2 separate regions of the Homo sapiens genome follow, and region 2 is linked to region 1. A link is a loop called in an ENCODE intact Hi-C map of the cell type or tissue named here. Cell type or tissue: mammary epithelial cell. All regions are shown on one strand. Each heading gives the region's core, and the rest is flanking DNA. Links, peaks and the distances in the headings are about the cores only. Region 1 holds the start of LOC107986467 (a long non-coding RNA gene). Region 2 overlaps EBF1 (EBF transcription factor 1).

Region 1 (7,570 bases), core at 971-5,970:
ATTCCCCTTTCTGAAAGGCAACATCTACCAGTAATTTCTGGGGACTCCAGTAGAAACATACCGGTCTCCCCAAAGAGAAGAGACTAGATAAATACAGCCAAACTAAGACCCGTGGAAAGGTCCCAGCGGAAGAGGGAATCGTCTCTGTTCGTCCGCCCCCAGGAGGCCAGACTTGGGACCTGTCACTTGGAAAATTCTCTTGATCTCCATTCCCCTTGTGAGGGCGGGCCCACAGAAGGGCAAACCGTCCCGGGACGTGCCCCCTTCCCTCGCCACCTGCCAGGGACAGCTTCGAACGAGGCGGGAGGACAGATGCCTACTTCAGTGTTGGGAAGGGAAAGGGGAAAAGAAAGATGCAAGGACCTAAGCCAAGGCGCAAAGTCCCTCAGATTGCGGCCGCTCCAGAGGAGTCGACCAGCAGCCTGGAGTCGGGGTTGAGGTGGAGAGGAGCAGGGGCCACGGCGTTGCCCGGTGGACGAGAATAGGAGTGGGTGGCGGCCCGGGGACCTGGGAAAGCCGGGACCTGCGCGAAGGCTCGGCTCTGCGGGGCCCCTGAACTGCACCCGGAAGATGGCGCGAGTGGCCGAACACCGTGACACACCGCCAGCCCTCAAAACCGTGGCTCTTTTCCTCGGTGATCTCCATGCGCAGTCCTCGGGGAACGCGTGGGAGTAGCAGGCCAGGGGTCCACTGGAAATCCAGAATCTGATTTCTGTTTCCGATTCCCTACGCTCCAGAGAAGGCCTCCTCTGCTGGCCCAGTATGACCGACACTTCCCGGCTCTGGGAGCGCACCTCCACCTCCCACCCCCCATGGTACATACAGGGAAACTGAGGCCTAGAGAAGGACAAAGACACCCACAGACGGCTAGGAGATAGAGACCAAGCAAACAACACCGCGGGGCTCCGTCCCAGGTTGGGAGCGCTTAGTCTGATACGGCCAGAAGCCTGGGGCAAGGGGTTCCTACAGGTCTTTCTGGGGCGAGCCTGCCAACTCTCTTGGGTTTCCCCCCGGGCGGCCCCAGATAATAATAGATCCCATTTGTTGATGGCTTTACGGGCAGGAACTCACTGAATATCCGCCACAGACCACGGCAGATAAGACCACTCCGGCGTTTTACAGGTGAGCAAACAGAGACCCTGTGAGCGAAGTTGAAAAACTTGTCCACGGCCAACAGCTAATAAAGTCGCCAAGCCAGAATATCGCTAAAGCCTGTCCCCTTAAATATAGAGCCAAACCGTCCACCCAGCTGTGGCGCGAATCTCTTGTCCCCCAACTCTCAAGTGTCCTTTGGCTCTGGAGCTCCTGGGCCCGGGTTCCGCATCCGGGAGGAGAAAGGAGCGAGCGCGCACGGTGCCTCCCGAGGGCAGGGAGCAGAGGAGAGGAAAGGGGAAGACTATGAAACGTCCTAACTAATGCGCGTACTGAATGCGCATTCACGTGGTCAGTTACCGATGTGCTTCTCTCTCTCCTGGCCCGCAGGGACAGAGCGCGCCAGGGACGTGCCAGCCCCGGCCCCGGCTCTGCCACATTTACTATGTGACCTCCTGTCAGTCATTCTCTCTCCCAGTCCTAGATGAGATCTTAGAGCTCACGCAAGCTTGCCTGTTGGAACAGACTAAGTATCTGACTTTGCGGGGATGTTCCTGATGCCCATCGAAGGACAGAAATCTGGACACTTGCGGATGTGCTTTAATGGGGGAGATGCTGATTCTGCCCTGGCGTGACCATAGATAGCTAGAAGCTGAAGTCATTCTGAGTCGGGAGAATACAGTTGGGGGCACTGCCGGAAAGGATCTTTAAGTCCGAGGATGCCCTAGGGCGTGATCATATCCCACCCGGTGGCCCTTGCCCACAGTCCCCTAGTCCACGAGATTGGAATCCGATCTGGGAAGGTCCCTGCTCCCTTGGTAGAAGGAGGCTCTGGGATGGGAGAAGGGAGCTTCTTAGCGATTTGAAAATTAGCATCCCTTCAGTAGCGCAAACCTTATGGAAGAAACCTTGGCCTTAAAACATTCTCAGAGGGGAGACTGGGAGGAACAGGCCTGTTTATTCAGGGGAAAGTTGGAGAAGGGAGGGCGAGTTTAGCAGAAAAGCTCGAGATGCCTGGATAACAAAAAGTTTGCGCTCATACTTCCTTCGAGGGACAATTTGCTGAATATTTACACACCTTTGCGTGCTGCGAGGTCTTTGTTGGCTACTGGGATGCGAGATGTGTATGATGTGAATGTGCAAATATGTTTGCATGTGCGAAAAGTGGCTGCACATTTGTGGGCCAGTGCAGTAAGTGTGTGTTTGTGCCGGTGACAGAGAGCACTTGGCTGAATGTGTGCGTGGGTGCGTAAGGCATTGGTGCACACGGGCGTGAGTGCGCATGTGTATAGTGTGTGCACGTGTCATGTGTAGTGTCTAAGTGAGTGGGCTGTGCATTTGCAAAAGTCCGTGTGTATTGTGCAAGAGCATCGTAAACGTGTGTGAGCCTGAACTCACACGTGGTTTTGTGTGCACGTGTGCGTATGAAATTCAGCAAAAAAAAAAAAAAAAAATCCAAAAAAATCTAGGTCTAGGCAGGGTGCGGACCGAGGGCCCAAGGGCAGGCGTGCAGACCGCTACGACTTTGGCTTTAGGGAGACGCCTTCGGGGCGCAGGGCCCGCCCGAAGACGCGGGTTAGCATACAGCTCAGCTCCAGGCAGGCGATGCGGGTTCCCAATGCGGGCCTACAGATTACGCGGACTGAGCTGGGAACGGTCCCTGCTGGACAGTTCCGTGCTCTTAATCCTTCCTCGCCTACGGTCTCTGATTATTGATGCTTGCCGTGTGTCCTAAAAGGGACCGCTTCCGGTTTATTTGCTTATGTATTTATTATCTTTATCAACGTTATTTTTTGGCAGCTGCCGTGAAGATGCCAAACCCACCAAGACTGCGCTGCCCCACCTCTCCGAGGCTGTCCTGGGAGTGCGGGTGACCCGCGAGCTCCAGAATCTTTCCTTAAGGTGGAGCCACAGCGCCACCTCGCGATCCTCCAGCTTCCCTCCCTCATGGCCACGGAAGGCTGGCCCTTTCTGGTCCAAGCCCCCAGGGTCCCACACTTACTGGTTTTCCATGCACTTTCATTATTTCCCTTTCTCTCTCTTCAATGTTCCCTTATCCTGAGTATTGAGGTCCCCAAACGCGCCTTTCTACCCCACGTTTGGACATAGCCGGAATGTCTACCTCCTTCTCCATCCGGTGAAGCACTGCTCCCCCTAAAATCACCAGCTCAAAAGTCACCTCTATGAAACCTTTTTAGACTTTTCCAACGCAGTCATTCGTGCCTTTCCCTGGTTTCCCTACTGCTCGCATCACATTGGACAGGAAATGCTATTTAAACGTTTTTCTCCTCTCCCTAATCAGGGAGCTCCTCTGAGAGGAGCCATGGCTGTCCTTGCTTATTCAACAATAAAACCTAGTATATATCAAGTGCATACTATGGAGCGTTTAATGCACTGTACTGTGCAAAAACATATTGTCTTATTTCATTTTCCCAGCAAAATCATGAGGAAAGCACGAATATTGTTTCCCATTTTGCAGATGAAGAAACTGAGGTTAGAGAAAATAAGTACCCATCCAAGGTAGCATTGCAGAGCCTCATCCAAGTCAGCCTGTCGGATGCCAGAGCCAACTTTTCTTAACCTCTGACTTGCAGACTTATTCAGCTGTATATCCGTGGGCTTTGTGATAGGAAAAGACACAGAATGAGTACTTGTGTGTTTATGAATAAATGTATCTTTTAAATTATTTCTTCTCCTAGAGAGTTGGGTGTGGGAAGGCACTGCAATTATCAGATACTTTGATTGAAATGTCACCACAATTATTTATCTCTAAAGAGTATTCCTCTGCTAAGTAGCTAGGAGACCTTGGTCAAGTCACTTCATCCTCAGTTTCCTAAGTTCTAAAAGTAGGTTTTCTGTGGAGGATTAAATGAGAAAAAAAAATGTGAATTACATGATATATAGCATTCTAGTCATTGCTCAGTAATTATAATAACTCGAAACTACTGAAACACACACAAAAAAAACAAAACACAAAATTGACTTACCCTAGTCACACAGAATTCCCTGTACCTCTGTATGAAATCATCTTACTGTTATATCTTCATTTTCATCTTAGACATGAATTATATAATAAATATTTTTAGTTTATGGTGGTTAGGGTGTTAATGTTAACCCTGCTCTGTTACAAATATTTAAGGGGTAGTGGGAGAGATATAATCAAACAGTAAACCAGCAAACTTTGCCTCTTGTAATTTCCTCCTGCTTTGTAGATCTTTACCAAGAAAGATTTAAAGAAAGGCTATAAAAGTACTTATTGGCCAGGCACGGTGTCTCACTCCTGTAATCCCAGCACTTTGGGAGTCCGAGGCAGGTGGATAACCTGAGGTCAGGAGTTCGAGACCAGCCTGGCCAATATGGTGAAACCCTGTCTCTACTAAAAATACAAAAAATTAGCCGGGCTTGGTGACGGGTGCCTGCAATCCTAGCTACTTGGGAGGCTGAGGCAGGAGAATCGCTTGAACCCAGGAGGCAGAGGTTGCAGTGAGCCAAGATCGCACCATTGCACTCCACCTGGGCAACAAGAACAAAACTCTGCCTCAAAAAAAAAGAAAAAAGAAAAAGAAAAAGATGCTTATTATTCTGGAAAGTACAAAACTCTATTTTTTAATTTAGGGGAGATTCTGAGCTAGTTTAAGTGTTTCCCTACTTGAAAACATCATTGCTACCAATACATTAAAAGTTTAAAAATATGTGTCTAAGCAAATGATTGTATCCAAATAAAAGAAAACTCAAATAAAATAATGTATTACTACTAATATATTAAAAGTTTAAAAATACATGTCTAAGCAAATGATTGTATCCAAATAAAATAAACAAATGAAGGTTGTCTGAACATATTCTAGACCTTAAGACATTTCCCAAAAAGGTTAAGTTTTAAAGATTTAACATCTCTTTCTAGAGTGACCCATTAAACAAACATTCCTATTGTCAATTAGGTGAAAATGAACTTTTTCCCCTGTTACGGCTATAACTTTCCTACTGTCCAATTATTTTGGAAAGACTGTTGACTAGTATTGTCATGTCATAAACACATGATTTCTCCTCTGAGAAATGAGGCTAATAAAATCCACAAAAGGTATAAACGTGCCTCCACATTTTGCTGGCCCACAGTCCATTTCTAGAAACTTCACTCCAGCCCCAGTTTAATTTACTTTATTGTACTTGCTTCCCATTCTATGCAATTCTCTTGTATAGAGATGAAGAAATGGATTCAGGAAACTCTATAATGTGTTAAGATATTTTATTGTACAGCTGATGGATATTTGGGAATTTGATTCATATTGATGGTGTGAGACACTGGCGTTTTGACAAAGTTGGGGTGTGTTCTGTTTTCCTTTTTTATTCCTATTATGGTGGCCATTAGAGATGTTCACCAAAATTTTGGGTTTTCTTCTTCCAGGTGCATAGAAGGATGGAAGTATTCTGACCCTTCTGCATTTAGCTGTGATCTTGTGATTTGCCCTGGCAAATAATGAATTAGCAGAAGTGACATGTGTCACTTACAGGGGCAGAAGCATGAAGAGCCATAGTGCAATTTACCAAATCCCCTTCCCGGTGGCACAGCTGTTGCTGCCCCCACCAGATGGAGTTTCCATCAGCATCCCACCCCTGGCACAGACGTGTGGAGTGGAGACATCTCCTACACCCATAGACATTTAGCAAGAATGAGAAATAATCCTTTGTTACTGTAAATCCCAGAGATTTTTCTGTACTGCAGTATAACCTAGCCTCTCTGGAAGAATACACTTAGAAAGGAAACTCATCTTTTCTTTTCTTTTGGGGGGCAATTTGAAAATTCTTCTCCTAGAGTGAAAAGTAGACTGCCATGTCTAATTAAATAAAATAATCAGAAAATGAAATCATTCAACTAGAAATCTGAATCTCATTTTCTTAGTCTATTCATACATTTCCCCAGGGTCAAAACATCTGGAACCCTCTGAAATAAGGAGAATAACTAAATTTTACAAATACTTAAAAGGAATCTCAAAATTATTGCTAGACCTCGACAAGAATATTCAGTGGGTCCTTAGTCCACTTGCAGATACATCATGAAGTGAGTTACATAGGTTGTGATTAGAAAATACTTTATTAGCAATTGGCCAGGCACAGTGGCTCACGCCTGTAATCCCAGCACTTTGGGAGGCTGAGGTGTGAGGATCATCTGAGGCCAGGAGTTTGAGACCAGCCTGGCCAACATGACGAAACCCTGTCCCTACTAAAAATACAAAAATTAGCTAGGCGTGGTGGCACACGCCTGTAGTCCCAGCTACTCAGGAGGCTGAGGCAGGAGAATCACTTGAACCCAGAAGGCGGAGGTTGCAGTGAGTCAAGATCATACCACTACACTCCAGCCTGGGTGACAGAGAGACCCATTTCAAAAAAAAAAAGAAAAAAGAAAAAAAGAAAAGGCTTTATTAGCAACTGTATGCAGACATAAAGTAACTTTTCTCTCTGCCTCATGTTCAATTCTATATCAGATTGGCAAAAAGGAAAAATATTTGACTAATCAACTTGAATTTAATAACGTGATCTAGGGCAAGTCATTTAAATTTTCCAGACCTTCTTGTCCTCATGTGGTGTGATGGACTCAATGTTTCTGCCTTGCCCCGCTCCTCTGCCCTGCCAAATTCATATATTGAAACCCAAATGCACAATGTGATGGTATTACTTCCCACAGATAACTAGGAGGTAATTAGGTTAAGATGAGCCATGAGGGTGGGATTAGTGTCCTTAAAAGAAGAGGTAGAGACTAAAGCTAGCAAGCACTCTCCATCTGTCTCTCTCCCTCTCTGTCTCTCCCTGTCATACGAGGACACAACAAGAAGGTAGCTTTCTGCAAGGCAGGAAGAGAACCCTCACCAGAACCTCATCATGTTGGCATCCTGATCTCACACTTCCCAACTTCCAGAATGGTGAGAAATAAATGTTAGTTGCTTAAGCCACCTAGTTTGTGGTATTTTGTTATAGCTGTCTGAGCTGACTAAGACAACTAGAAAATAAGAGTAGACAACATGAACTTCAGGGTACCACTCAGTTCTACTAAGCTAGAATTTTGAGGTATCTGGGTGATAGCAGTTTCAGAGTTGATGCTACAGTATAAAAATCTTCCTGTGTCTCCATCCCCAACACTATTTTGTGAATCTTTTTTCATTTTTTTATACTGATCTCAACTTAAAACAACTGCTTCTTAGGCAAAATAATACTTCTTTCCTTAAGCCTCAAATCTTTTAAACGTGGGAATCTGCTAGAAAAGTGTGCTGTATAGATTTGGGGCCATGTAAAATGCTTTGTCATTTTCTAGCCAAGAGGAGAAATTTGCTTCTATATTGAAGAGCTATTCTCTATAGGTTTCATTATCTGATAACCTAAAGAGTTTTTCTGTGGATTTTCAGGAAACTTTTGTGAGAAAATATTGACTGTGCGATGAGTGCTATAGGGTGAAATCATTACTGTCTATTCTTTATCCTTGGTGTGG
Region 2 (7,570 bases), core at 912-5,911, 220 kb before region 1:
TGATAGCAGAGAAGTGTTGGGGGAAAGAGCCACTCGCGTTCAGGCAGGCTGCCCTGCCAATCAAACTCAACCTTTCTTTGAATGAATAAAAGCTTCATTGCCCTATTATGCTGATACAGTCAGACAGGACTAAAGTAGCCTGTTTGTCAAGTTTATGTGAACTGCCCCAAGCTACTTAGATTCTGACGCTTAAATAATCCCCTCAAAATCACCCGTGATTCTGGATACAGTTCTCTTTTTTAGCAACGCAGTGTAAATTTTACCCTGGACTTGCCTGCCCCTGGCTACAGATGGGCAAGAGGGGGCCATACCTCCTCCTCTGTGTTAGTACAAGGAGGGCATTTGGCTGTCTTTTGTTTACGATCTGCTGCGGTGCTGAAGTGCTCTGCACACAGGTCTGTATGTGCTGCGGGCTGTCTGAAGCCTGCAGACATTCACCAGATTCTATATTCCCAGCTCTATGGGAAGTCAGCATAGAGAAGTCTCCACATCACCTCTCTTGTCATCAGGGATATGGGCTAAATAGCACCAAACCTTGCTTGCAACCAAGTGATCAATGAAAACTGAAGAGCCTGGGGGATGTTTGCTTCCTTGGTCCCAATCCTTGTCTGCTTCCAGCAGCAAATCAGTGATTTGGGCTCAGGGAGGACTGGAAGGTTACACTGCACCCCAACCAGCAATGCAGGGATTCTCAGGAGTGACTTCAGGCCCTGGGGGCAGGAGGGGCTCAGAAGAGCTAAAAATGAATCTGTCCCCCACCTCCCTTCACAGGGCTATGTGTCTTTGACTTCCCTAGTTGCTTCTGCTTAAAAATACATGTGACGAAACTGCTTTGTATTTGCAAAGAAGGAGTTGTGGGTAACAATGAACATGCAATTGGGCTGGAAATAGATTTATCAGGCTTCAAGGATTATTGTTTGCTGAGAGATGGTACACACATTACTATTTCACAGTTCAGCTATGACATTATTAACCTACTGTGCAAGGATTTTATTGCCAGATTGGTCCATTTATCAAAAATAAGAGAAACTCAAAACCCCATAAGGAAGTTAACATTTCAAGCAGGCTTGGCTTTCACTTAACACCATTAATCTATCTATTTACACAAGAGCAAGAAATGTTCATTTAGTAACGTCTCTCCATTTGGTATAAAAGCAGCAAGTCGGTACTGGATGCAAGCATGCGAATGTCATGCTCATTGTCACAGGAAAAATGAGTGTTTTCTCCTTAAAATGAGTTGGCATCCCCAGAGCCTGCCACGTATTCTGGGCTGCAATATGCTAGATGCCAGGTACTCAACCAGCAAAGGGATAATCCAAGTCCTGGAACATTTACAGACCCAAGCTAGAAAGATAGGTGTTGGAGAAAGGTATACAGAAATTAGGAGACTTTCCTAATTATTTTGTGACAATACAAGATAAAAATATGCAAAGTTTCTCGAAGGAAAAATAACTGTGTCCAACCTTATCACAACAATGAGTCCTTAAAATAAAAAAGGATAGGAAAGTAATGGTCAACAACTCAGTAATTCCAAGATGCAAGTGATTTGGGACTGGAAAGATGGTAGTCTTTTAACATATCTTCTCCAATAGGAGGTTTCGATAGCACAGGGATATTCATGGAGCAATACATGTTGCTGTGTTACACACCATCGAGCACCTCGCACTGCAGGTGCACCCCAAGACGGTGCAGAGCCCCGCTGTTCATGTGTGAATCTGCATGACTGTGTTAGGAATTTATTTATCTGTGGGTAAAGACACAGGCCTTGAAAGAAAGAAAAAGGGGGTGAATCATTCCATTTCTATTTGTTAACCTCTCTTGTGTTTCTTCCTTCATTCCTCTTGTTTTACTATTTCTTTATGGAAGAGGAGACAATCCCCAAGCCCATAAAATGCCTGCAGCCATTTTGATCCTATCAGTCTTTTTTCTTCAAAATATGTATGTAATGTTAAAAAAAAAAGTGAAGGGAAGCTGTCACCAGAGAGAGGTACATTCATTTTTGAAATGTGTGTATCTGTGTCTGTGTGTATATACATGTATGCATAGATACAAATGTTTGTGTATATACACACATAATACACATAAAACATGAATGTCCCTTTTTCTGGCGACAGCTTTTCTTCACTTTACAGGAACATATATATACATACATACATGTGTATATATATACACACACATACATGCATGTATATATATATATACACATACATACATGTATATATATACATACATACATGTGTGTATATATATACATACATACGTATATATATATATACACATACACATATCAGTATAAAGAAACGCATACCCAGGTGATGCAGAGAGTTAATAACACATTCAGCATGCCCCACCGTGCACTCCCTACTAAAAGGCACTGTGCTCGCTTGAGTGCTAAGTGCTCCAGAGATGGTAGCCTTGAATCAGCACCAGGAACTATGCTGAGGATATTACAAACATTACCATCTCCAAGTCTCACAATCCTATGAGAGTAGTTAGCCCCGTTTTACAAGTAGGGAAGTTAAGGCTTTGGCAGGTTACGCAGCTTACTCAATTCACAGCTGATAAGCCACTGAGCCTGGGTTCCACCAGATGCCAAAGCCTGTGTGTCTCCTTCCCTACTGTTCAAAGCATTTTACTCTGGCACTGTGTGAAGAACCAAGGAAGATACGAAGATAAAAAAGCGGTCCTTGCCCTGGAGGAGCTCACAGTCTATTATAAGAGCCATATATACTACTAACAAGGCAGAAACTAACAAACCTCCCAGCACAGCAAAAAGTTAGGAAGCACATAGCAAACTCAGCACTGCCTTGGGAACCGAGATGTCTTCAGGGAAGCTGCGCACTCCAACACACACAGCAACTTTTCTCTAGTATGAACCTGTTACAGCAGGTACACAAACACCCTGCACCCTGTAAAGTTTCTGGCACAATACTATTATTTGCTAACATTTTTCTATCCTGACAGCTTAAGTCACTGTTGTCATATTTTCAGAGACTTATTTTGGTTCAAAGAACAGAATAGCTGCTGTGACACTAAATCAAGTGTCATCCATTTCAATTTGATCAGAATCATCTTAGCAAAATACAGTAAGTGAGGCATAGTGGAATAAATGAGGAGGTGAAAGTCAGAGAGATCTCGGTTTATTCCTGACTCTAACAAGTACTTGATTATACCCTCTTTTGTAGATGAGAAATATGAATCTAGGGAGTTCTGTGAACACTTTAATACACCTCTCAAATTCTTTTAATCTCACTTTTCTCATCTGTAAAATGAAAATAATACATTCAATAAGCATCTATTTAGCACTAATTACTTGCCAAGCACCATGCTCACTGCTGAAGACATAAAAATGAAAAAAGGTAGGCAAGGTAGCCCTCAGGACAGGGGAAAGTTGAAGAGACAGCTGGAATGCTGTGTGAGAGTGCTTTTAGGTGGAACACAGGGCACAACAGGAAGGTGCAAGAGACACACCCGACTCAGCCTTTGGGGGTATGTCAGAAAAATCATCATGACAGAGTTTAATCCTGAGTGCAATTCTGAAACAGCAGCAAGAACAATACTGATCATCATTATTATACTACTAATATTAAATTAATTGCTTACTCTATGATAGAAAATATCTTACATAATTTATGTCTCTTCATCCATTTGTGCTTATTGACAGGAAAAGTAGGTAGTATTATCCATAATTTAAAATGAGGAATTGAGACACAGAGAAATTAAAATTTACCCAAAGTCACCCAGCTACTGAGAGGGAGATCCAGGATTCAAATGCAGGTGGCCTAACTCTACATTCATACCCAGAGCTTCTGTGCTATTTGTCTCACAAATGGAGAGAAGGGGTGCTCCAGGCAGCAGATGCAGCATGTGCAAAAGCACACCTGCCTGAGGTTAAAGGCCCACTCCTGCAACTGCAGGGAGCTCAGTGTGGTAGGAGGCCAGGTCTATGACTGTTTGGGGATGCAGAGGAAGGAGACATAAGCCCAGGCTGACCACTGAAGACACAGGCAATTTGCTTATGCATCTAAAGTTCATCCAGATGACAATGGGAAGACATGGAAAAGTTTCAGCCAGAAGATGATGTTTTAGAAGCAGCCCTCTGGCTGTCACGTGGAAGACAAATTAAAACGGAGCCACATAAAAGGAAAGGGGAACAGTGAGAAGACAGTCACAGTTGTCAGAGTGGAAAATAAAGAGGACACGAGAAAGAGAAGTGGACGCAGGCAAGAAATGTTAAGTCAGTAATGCGGTCAGGAGTTAATGACAGACTAAATAAGGGTGACACCCTTGCTTTGGGCTGATGGAGCTGCCTGGGTGGTGGTACTATTGGTTCAGTGATATTCAGAGGATCAGTTAATCATGCACACATTGCAGGGGTATTACAAGGAGCAGAAGCAACCCACACAATCATCATCATATCATCAGAGTTTATTGAGCACCTGCTATGGGCCAGGCACTCCACTACCACTTTGTCCACCTCTGCTCATCAAATCCTCAACAATGACTCTGCAGGAAAGATACTGGCTCCATTACAGATATGGAAACAAGGTCCACAATGTCTGGGCAAGTCATTTAAATGTCATCCTACCAAGTGTCAGAATTAGGACTCAAACCTGGGTCTGCCAAGCACCGAAGGCTATGTCAACCATTATTCTCTGCCATGATGTTCTCTGTTGTTTTCAGTTTTCTCTTCCTAGCATAGAAAAATGTCAGAAAATATGTGATCAAATGTAGCAGGTATATTCTGCAAAGTACCTGTTGAAATTGCTTCTCTGCCTCTGCCCTCCCTACAACTTCCCCCAAGTCTCACTCCAAGTACAGTTTGAAGGAGGTTGTTCTAAGGCAGGAGGAGGAAAGGAGCCTGGCCTTGCTGGCAGTGCTGGGTGTGAATGGGAAGGTGTGCCACTCCCTTTGCCCAACTCTTCTGTCCTAATCCTTAGAGGAATCCATCAATTCCTACCTTCCAGATTATCTACAAGGATACAGCTATTGTCTATGCAGCCTGTTAGAAGCAAAGTCATAATTCAAGGCATGCCTGTCATCAAAATGTTGCATTGGAAAAGCTGTGTGGACCAGTGGCTAAACCACAAGTTTTACAAACCCAACAGACGCTCCTTGCATTGGCAAATCAAAAGCTGGTCTGAAGCCAGATGCTCAGTGTCTTCCAGCAATCCTCATCAATAACTGACACATTCCATGCTATTTCTGAAGTATAACATTCCAAGTTAGATAGATAGGCATTTGCTCTGCACTGGTGTTTTCGAGTCCAAAGGATTCACAAATACATTCTTTAGATTAAAGCATTTCTGTACAGATTTGGGGGTAAAAGAGGGTTTTCACCGCATGGAACTCCAATCCCAAACCCTCTGTCTATCTTAAACTAATATAAAGTAAGTCATGTTTCTGTTTCTCTTTCAAAGATTTACTTCTAGCCAGATATTTACATAAGGTAATGCTGCCTACATACTAGGAGATTAACAACATGTACAGCCAGTTTGAGAAAATGCATACTTATTTTAAATTCAAAACACAGATGGGATGATTATTTTCTTTACAAAAGGAGACTTAGGCTGGGCATGGTGGCTCATGCCTGTAATCCCAGCACTTAGGGAGGCCAAGGCAGGCAGACCACCTGAGGTCAGGAGTTCGAGACCAGCTTGGCCAACACGGTCTCTACTACAAATACAAAAACTAGTTGGGTGTGGCGGCGGGCACGTGTAATCCCAGCTACTCAGGAAGCTGAGGCAGGAGAATTGCTTGAACCCAGGAGGTGGAGGTTGCAATGAGCCGAGATCGTGCCATTGCACTCCAGCCTGGGCAACAAGAGAGAAACTCCATCTCAAAAAAAAAGAGAGACTTTATATTAACAGAAGAGGACACCACAGATGTAGAAACCTAGATTCTTCAAAGGCCCCAGTTTCAAATATTCAGTCTTTTTTGGGCACACCAATTGGCAAAAACAAATTGGTACTTAACATTTCTTTTCAATGACTCAGCAAATGAATGGCTTCTGTTCTGTTGTCGTAACTTTTTTAGACATATAGGACCATATGTCTCTATTTTCATTCGAAAAATATGGCCAATAAAACCTAACAGGTACAGAGACATCTGCTGAATTATAACAGCCAAGCCGAAGATACATCTTTTCCTTGTCAATAACTTAGAAATTCTTTGATCCTAAAAATAAACCACAAAGTTTACCATCAACCACCCTAGATTTTAAAAATTGGCTTCAATGTATACGTCCTTTCTTCAGAAACAGCCATTGTAGAAAACAACTGTAATGTTGTTGCAAAATTCTTGGGCCTAGAATTAGTGAGCTTCACGCTAAGGCTCATCTCTGAGATGTCCTGTTTCTCAGAAGCAGTTTTAACTAAATTTCATATTTAATAAATATTAATAATACATACTATTAAATAAAATGTATACATTTTGCCAGACAATTCTTAAGAAAAGCATATGGGCAAGGTACCATTGTGAATGACAACCTTCACGGTCAGGTTCCACCTGCATCCTCAACAAGCTTCTCTGTGATTGGAAGCGTCTTTTATACTCCTCTATTTATTTTCACTTTAACCCAGTATTCTAGAAGTGATTTCTACTCCATTTTCTATTGCCCAGTAAGATTCACTTCAGTGGGAGACTGGGTTATGAAAAAATATATTTAAAGCATTCATGTTTATGATTCAAAGAGTGGGGGGAAAAGCCTTACCTTGAGCTCTGAAAAGTTTGCCAACACATTTCCAGGGTTTAAGGTGAAGAATGATTTCTGTTTTGCCTCAATATGAATTGCAAAATTCAAATGATTAACCTCACCATGGGGCTCTCTGTTTCCAGGGCAAACAGGAGAAAGGACTGTTTCTCTGCTTAAACCTCTAAATCAGTCTGCTTGGAGTAAAGCTGGCAGGTGAGGGCTCGGCAGAAGTCACATCCTTTTCTCATCAAAACCTTACAAATTATTTATTTGATTAGGAAAGAGACGCCACAAAAGGCAACATATATTGACAGTTACCACCACTAAGTTCTTTTTCCGTTTTTCCTAGTTGGTGAAGAAATGAAAGAGCCTCTTAAAATTCACTCCTCATTTTTTATTCGTGTGTGTGTGTGTGCGTGCGTGTGTGTGTGTTTGTTGTGTGTATATTGTGGAATCAATGTCTGACTTAATATCAAAATACCAGAAAGAATACTGACTATGGCTAGCATGTATTATGGCTAATAAAATGTAACTGGGCCAAATTGTTCTCAGAGAAAGTTGTGTACATTCATTCCTAAGAGGCAAGAATGTGAACCTAGTATAGAGTCATAAAAGTAATAAATCTACATAGCTACAGAAAGCTTTCACAGCCAATGTGCTAAATTTGTTCAGTGAGTTGTCAAGAAAACATTTTCTATGACTATATCTTTTCAATTTAAAATAAATACCTCCACCAGATCCCAGTAAAAATTGACAAATTATATTAAAGACCATGGAACTGGTACTGATACATTTTGAATAGAGGAGAAGTCTGCAGTGGGAAAAACAATAACCAAAAAGGTTTAATTTGTGTCTCGATATGAATTTACTCCTTCA

Evidence for each region. Peaks named below come from ENCODE experiments on the same cell type or tissue, not always from the same donor. Only the 100,000 strongest peaks of a DNase experiment are listed, where the experiment ranks them.
Region 2: a loop joins it to region 1, with 2.5 times the contacts of the local background. A loop is called at or near these places in 32 of 110 quality-filtered maps.

The regions. Positions count from the first base shown.
Region 1 is chr5:159,103,975-159,111,544 of GRCh38, forward strand. The region is part of intron 1 of LINC02202 (long intergenic non-protein coding RNA 2202); the gene reads left to right. It overlaps LOC107986467 (a long non-coding RNA gene), which reads left to right and starts at 1,045. Exons shown (of 2, transcript XR_001742942.1): 1 at 1,045-1,122; 2 at 2,893-3,465. RefSeq lists an enhancer at 58-963. In mammary epithelial cell, for the core only: a CTCF peak has its summit at 3,012 (motif pointing left); no DNase peak of the experiment used is centred there; H3K4me3 peaks cover 224 bases; H3K27me3 peaks cover 1,457 bases.
Region 2 is chr5:158,881,162-158,888,731 of GRCh38, forward strand. All of the region lies in intron 6 of EBF1 (EBF transcription factor 1), which reads right to left. Among named protein-coding and RNA genes, the nearest start is that of EBF1, 210 kb to the right of the region's middle. RefSeq lists an enhancer at 261-440. In mammary epithelial cell, for the core only: no CTCF peak of the experiment used is centred there; no DNase peak of the experiment used is centred there; H3K27me3 peaks cover 496 bases.